Regions from separate parts of the Homo sapiens genome. Here region 2 is linked to region 1. A link is an interaction called in ENCODE POLR2A ChIA-PET data of the cell type or tissue named here. Cell type or tissue: MCF 10A. All regions are shown on one strand. Each heading gives the region's core, and the rest is flanking DNA. Links, peaks and the distances in the headings are about the cores only.

What was found. Peaks named below come from ENCODE experiments on the same cell type or tissue, not always from the same donor. Only the 100,000 strongest peaks of a DNase experiment are listed, where the experiment ranks them.
Region 2: POLR2A ChIA-PET joins it to region 1 with 6 read pairs; 5 of 35 experiments call an interaction of 5 or more read pairs at or near these places.

What each region holds. Positions count from the first base shown.
Region 1 is chr6:151,161,627-151,164,438 of GRCh38, forward strand. No RefSeq gene overlaps it. Among named protein-coding and RNA genes, the nearest start is that of MIR12131, 60 kb to the left of the region's middle. RefSeq lists enhancers at 2,273-2,773, 2,774-2,812. In MCF 10A, for the core only: no CTCF peak of the experiment used is centred there; no DNase peak of the experiment used is centred there.
Region 2 is chr6:151,074,533-151,077,344 of GRCh38, forward strand. The region is part of intron 26 of MTHFD1L (methylenetetrahydrofolate dehydrogenase (NADP+ dependent) 1 like); the gene reads left to right. Among named protein-coding and RNA genes, the nearest start is that of MIR12131, 27 kb to the right of the region's middle. In MCF 10A, for the core only: no CTCF peak of the experiment used is centred there; a DNase peak (open chromatin) is centred at 1,189.

The DNA.
Region 1 (2,812 bases), core at 179-2,678:
AAACACAGAATCCATGCTGGAACCGCCAGGCCAGCAGCGGGAGGTGGGCTGTCTTCAGAGCAGATGGAACAAAGGATTGGGTTCCCAAGTTCTTATGGTAAGACAAAAGGGCAAGATGTCAACCCAGGACCACCCAAGGAAAATTAAATACAGATCGACTTTTGATGGTTTATGTTAACAGAGGGGAGATGGGGTTTTGATCTTGAGAAAAACAAACATCACAAACTCTACCGTAATCACTGTTTCTCACACCCTACAATAGAGTAGCAAGAACTGCTAGGTAGCCACAAACACACAAGTGGGGTGGGAGCTTCTGTTTCTTCTGCTGTTTAGTGTGCCTTCCATGGGCTAGCGAGCGCGGGGCAACATCAAGAAAAGGCACCCCAGGTTTCCCAGCCAGCCACTGATATAAGAGAAAAAAATGGGTCCTCCAGCAGTCAACTCCCCTTTCTCAACTCCAGATCTGGGATCAGAGGCCCTCCTGGCTCAGTCCTGGATCAGGGGCAGCCCACCCACCGACACCTCTCTCTCAGCCACAGCAGCGTCCATCACATCGGAGCTCCTACGCAGCCTGGGATTACAGGTGGAATGAACATCGCTAACTCTATTCTCAACCCAAATCTTTTTCTAGCTTTTTAAAAAAATGCATTATGAGGCTGGCACAGTGGCCCACGCCTGTGATCCCAGCACTTTGGGAGGCCGAGGCGGATGGATCACCTGAGGTCAGGACCAGCCTGGCTAATATGGTGAAACCCCATCTCTACTAAAAATACAACAAAATTAGCTGGGCTCAGGGGTGGGCGCCTGTAATCTCAGCTACTCAGGGGGCTGAGACAGGAGAATCACTTGAACCTGGGAGACGGAGGTTGCAGTGAGCCGAGATCAAGCCATTACACTCCAGCCTGGGTGACAGAGCAAGACTCTGTCTCAAAAAAAAAGAAATGCGCTAATGAAAAATTTCAAGCATCCTCAGAAGCAGAGGACATTCTACAATGAACCCGAGATTCAGCAGTTACCAAGATTTGCCACACTTCTTCATCTATCCCAATTTTCCCCTTTCTTTACAGCAAATTCCAGATATCATGTCATTTTAGCCCCTCATCCTTCGGGACGCATCTCTAAAAATATAGACATTTTCTTAATTTCAATGTCATTGTCACTCCTAAAAAATTAACAGTAATTCCTTGATATTATCTAGATCACAGTCCATATCAGATTTCCTGTATTTCATAAAATTGTCTCGATTAGTTGGTTAAGTTTCCTTAGTAGCCAAGAAAGATCTGCACATTTCATGTAGTTGTGATGCCTCCAGGTTCATCTTTCCTGCCCCACTCCTTGAATCAGCCATTTCTCTAAGAGTCCTTGGTTCCTTTTATTGGAAAATGGTGTTAGAAACTGAGCCACTGTGTCTGGCTCTTTCATTTTTATAATCCCAGCACTTTGGGAGGCTGAGGCAGACGGATCACCTGAGGTCAGGGGTTCGAGACCAGCCTGGCCAAAATGGCAAAACCTCGTCTCTAGTAAAAACACAAAAAATTAGACAGACATGGTGGTAGGCGCCTGTACTTGGAAGCCTGAGATGGGAGAATTGCTTGAACCTGGGAGGCAGAGGTTGCATTGAGCCGAGATCGTGCCATTGCTCTCCAACCTGGGCAACAGAGAGAGACTCTGTCTTAAGAAAAAAAGAAAAGAAAAGAAAAGAAAGAAACTAAGATCTAGTCCTGTTGCTATTGCTCAGTTATTGGGGTGCTTGTTGCTATTGGGGTGTTATTGCCTCTAAGCCTTTCAGCTGAGAGAGCAAGGAAATATATGTCCATGTACTATATTTGCCTATGTATATCCATATATCTAAAAATAGTTCTGTATGTACATCTATATCAGTATTAAGCTAAACATGAGTTATACTGATGTCTCCAATGCTAATCCAGTGCCATCTGGATCATTCTAACACCCTCCCTTGCTTACCTGTAATCTCCCACTCCAACAGTGAGAAAACTGGCTTCCAACAACCGTATTTACCCTTGACTTTTTTTTTTTTTTTTAAGATGGGGTATCGCTCTGTCTCCCAGGCTAGAGTGCAGTGGTGTGATATAGCTCACTATAGCCTCCAACTTCTGGGCTGAAGTGATCCTCCCAGCTCAGCCTCCCAAGTAGCTGAGACTACTACTACACACCATCAAGCCCAGCAAATTTTTATTTTTTGTAGAGATGAAGTGTTTCTTTGTTGCCCAGGCTGCTTGATGTCTTTCTAACCTACATCCGCCCTCCAAAAAAAATCACTACAAAATCCATTGTAAGTTATTTAAAACAAAAAAGGAATTTATTGAGTTTCTTTTTTTTTTTTTTTTTGCAGTGGAGTCTCACTTCGTTGCCTAGGCTGGAGTGCAGTGGCGTGATCTTGGCTCACTGCAATCTCCACCTCCTGAGTTCAAGGGATTCTCCTGCCTCAGACTCCTGAATAGCTGGGAATACAGGTGCCCACCACCACACCCAGCTAATTTTTTTTTTGGAATTTTTAGCAGACATGGGTTTCACCATGTTGGTCAGGCTGGTCTCGATCTTCTGACCTCAGGTGATTCACCCACCTCGGCCTCCCAAAGTGCTGGGATTACAGGCGTGAGCCACCACCTGTATATTTTAAAATATACTACCAAGATTTCCGTGGGAGTCCAAGAATCAGGTGTGGGGCTTTGCAGCTAGCACCACTCCGGACCAATTATGCACAAATGTGGCAGGCCATGTGTTTTTCATTCAGAATGCTTAGATGAAATGCCGTGCCAGGCCCGGGCACTGCCAGTGTGTGCCAGAATCT
Region 2 (2,812 bases), core at 77-2,576, 87 kb before region 1:
TATGTGGTGTGGTAGTATAATTATATGTGAAGGTAGACTGTGCAAAGTGAAATGTGTATGTAGTCATGTGCTGTATAATAACGTTTTGGTCAAAAACAAACCGTGTATACAACAGCAGTTCCATCAGATTATAATACTGTATTTTTTACTGTACCCTTTCTATTGTATGTTTGCATGTATAAATACTTACCATTCTGTTACAGCCACCTACTGTATTCAGAACAATAACATGCTATGCAGGCTTGTAGCCCTGGTGCAGTAGGCTGTACCATACAGCCAAGGTGTGTAGGAGGCTATACCATCTAGGTTTGCAAGTACACTGTATGATGTTCACACAGTGACAAAATCACCCAGTGATGTGTTTCTCAGAATGTACCCGTCTTTAAGCAACACAGGACTGTGCTGTAAATGCAAGGTAACCATTTCAGTAATTCAACAACGTTATAGTTAAAGAGTTGTAACCTTGTTATAGTTAACAAAGTTAATATATAGTTATCTACAAAGTAGATAAAATGAAATCATTAAAAATAATCCAGAGGAAGCAGAAAAGGGAAAAAGGAACAAAGAACAGATAGGACAATAAGAAAAAGAATAGCAAAATAGTAGATTTAAACTCAACTATATCGATAATCACACTAGATATAAATGTCCTAAATACACTAATTAAAATGCAAAGAATGTCAGATTGGCTAAAAATGCAAGAGCCGACTATTACTGTCAACAAGAAACCCTTTTTAAATCTAAAGACATAAGTAGGTTAAAGGTAAAAGGATGGAAAAGCGCTAATACTAATCAAAAGAAAATTGAATTGGTATATCAATATCAAAGTAGAACTAGAGCAAAGAGTAGTACCAAGGATATAAAAGAGGCTTGTTTCATTATGACAAAGGGGCCGTTTCACGAACAGGACATAGCAGTTCTAAGTGTTTAAGCATATAATAACAGAGCATCAACATAAATGAAGAAAAAAAAAGATAAAATTATAGGGAAAAATAGAAAATCCACAAATATAGTCAGAATTTTTTAAACCCCTCTCAGAACAAGTAGAGTAAAAATCAATAAGGATTTAGAAGACTTAAACAATGCTACAATTCAGCTTGACTCCACCCAACAACAGCAGATTACGCATTCTTTTCAAACGTACACAGAACATTTGCCAAAATAGACCATATTCTGAGTCACAAAATGTCTTAATAAATTTGTAAGGGCTCAAATCATACAAAATATGTTCTCTAACCACAGTGGGATTAAATTAGAAATCAACACTGAAAGACATCTGGAAACACTCCAAATATTTGGAAATAAGCTACAGAGTGGGAGAAAATATTTGCAAGTTATCTATTTGATATAAGGATTTGTATATGGAATACTAAAACTCAAAACTCAATGAGAAAATAACGCTTTTAAAAGATGACTGAAAGATTTGAACACATATTTCACCCAAGAAAATACATGAAAATATGCTTACCATCACAGGCATTAGGGAAATGGAAATTTAAACCACAGTGAATACCGCTGCATAGCTATTAGAATGTCTACAATTAAAAAGATTGACCAGCTAAGCACAGTAGCTCATGCCTGTAATCCCAACACTTTGACAGGCAGAGGCAGGAGGATGGCTTGAGCCCAGCCTGGACAACATAGGGAGGAGACTCTGTGTCTACAATAAAAGAAAAAGAAAATTAGCCAGTTGTGGTGGCCTAGCTGCTCACTTGGGAGGATGAGGTGGGAGGATTGCTTGAGCCCAGGTTGAGGCTGTAGTAAGCTGTGATTGCACCACTGCACTCCAGCCTGCAAGACAGAGCAAGACCCTGTCCCAAAGAAAAAAAAGATTGGGCTGGGCACGGTGGCTCACAGCTGTAATTGCATCACTTTGGGAGGCTGAGGCAGGTGGATCACTTGAGGTCAGGAGTTCAAGACCAGCCTGGGCAACATGGGGAAACCCCAACTCTACTAAAAATACAAAAAATTAATTGGGCATGGTGGCACACGCCTGTAATCCCAGCTACTCGGGAGGCTGAGGCCCGAGAATTGCTTGAACCCAGGAAACAGAGGTTGCAGTGAGCCAAGATTGTACCACTGCACTCCAGCCTGGGTGACAGAGTGATACTCTGTCTAAAAAAAAAAAAAAAAAAGACTGACCATACCAAATGTTGGCAAGGATGTGGAACAACTGGAACCCTCATACACTGCTGGTAGGAATATATAACAGTACCACCCCCTTGGAAATCAATTTGGGGTCGTTTCTTAAAAAGTTAAAGTGCACCTGCCATATAGTCAAGACATTCTCTTTCTAAATATTTACCCAAGAGAAATGCAGTATATGTCCATGTAAAGATCCGTGCATGAATGTTCGTAGCAGCTTTTTTGTAATAATATACAGTAAGCTTTACACTTTGACATGTGCAGTTTATTGTATGTAATTTGCCTCAATAAAAGTTTTAAATAATACAATTTTATCCAAAATAAAGTTGTGAAAAGTAGAAAAATGAGGAAAAAGTTTCAAAGGTTAGAGGGGTCAGTCCAGGAGACCTAACATCTAACTAATGGGAATTCCAATAAGACAGAAGAAACCAGAAGGGAAGAAATTATCAGAGAAATAATCCTCAGCCTTCCACCCAAAATTTTCTCTCCTAGAACTGAAGGACTCCCAAATCAAAAGGGTCAGCAAAATAAATGTATAGACTCACACCAACACACTTCATCATAATAGTAAAAAGAACAGTAGAGTCAAAAAGAGGATACTAAAAGCTTTCAGAGGGGGAAAAAACAAAACATGCAAATAATCTGGAACCCGAATGGCATCAGACTT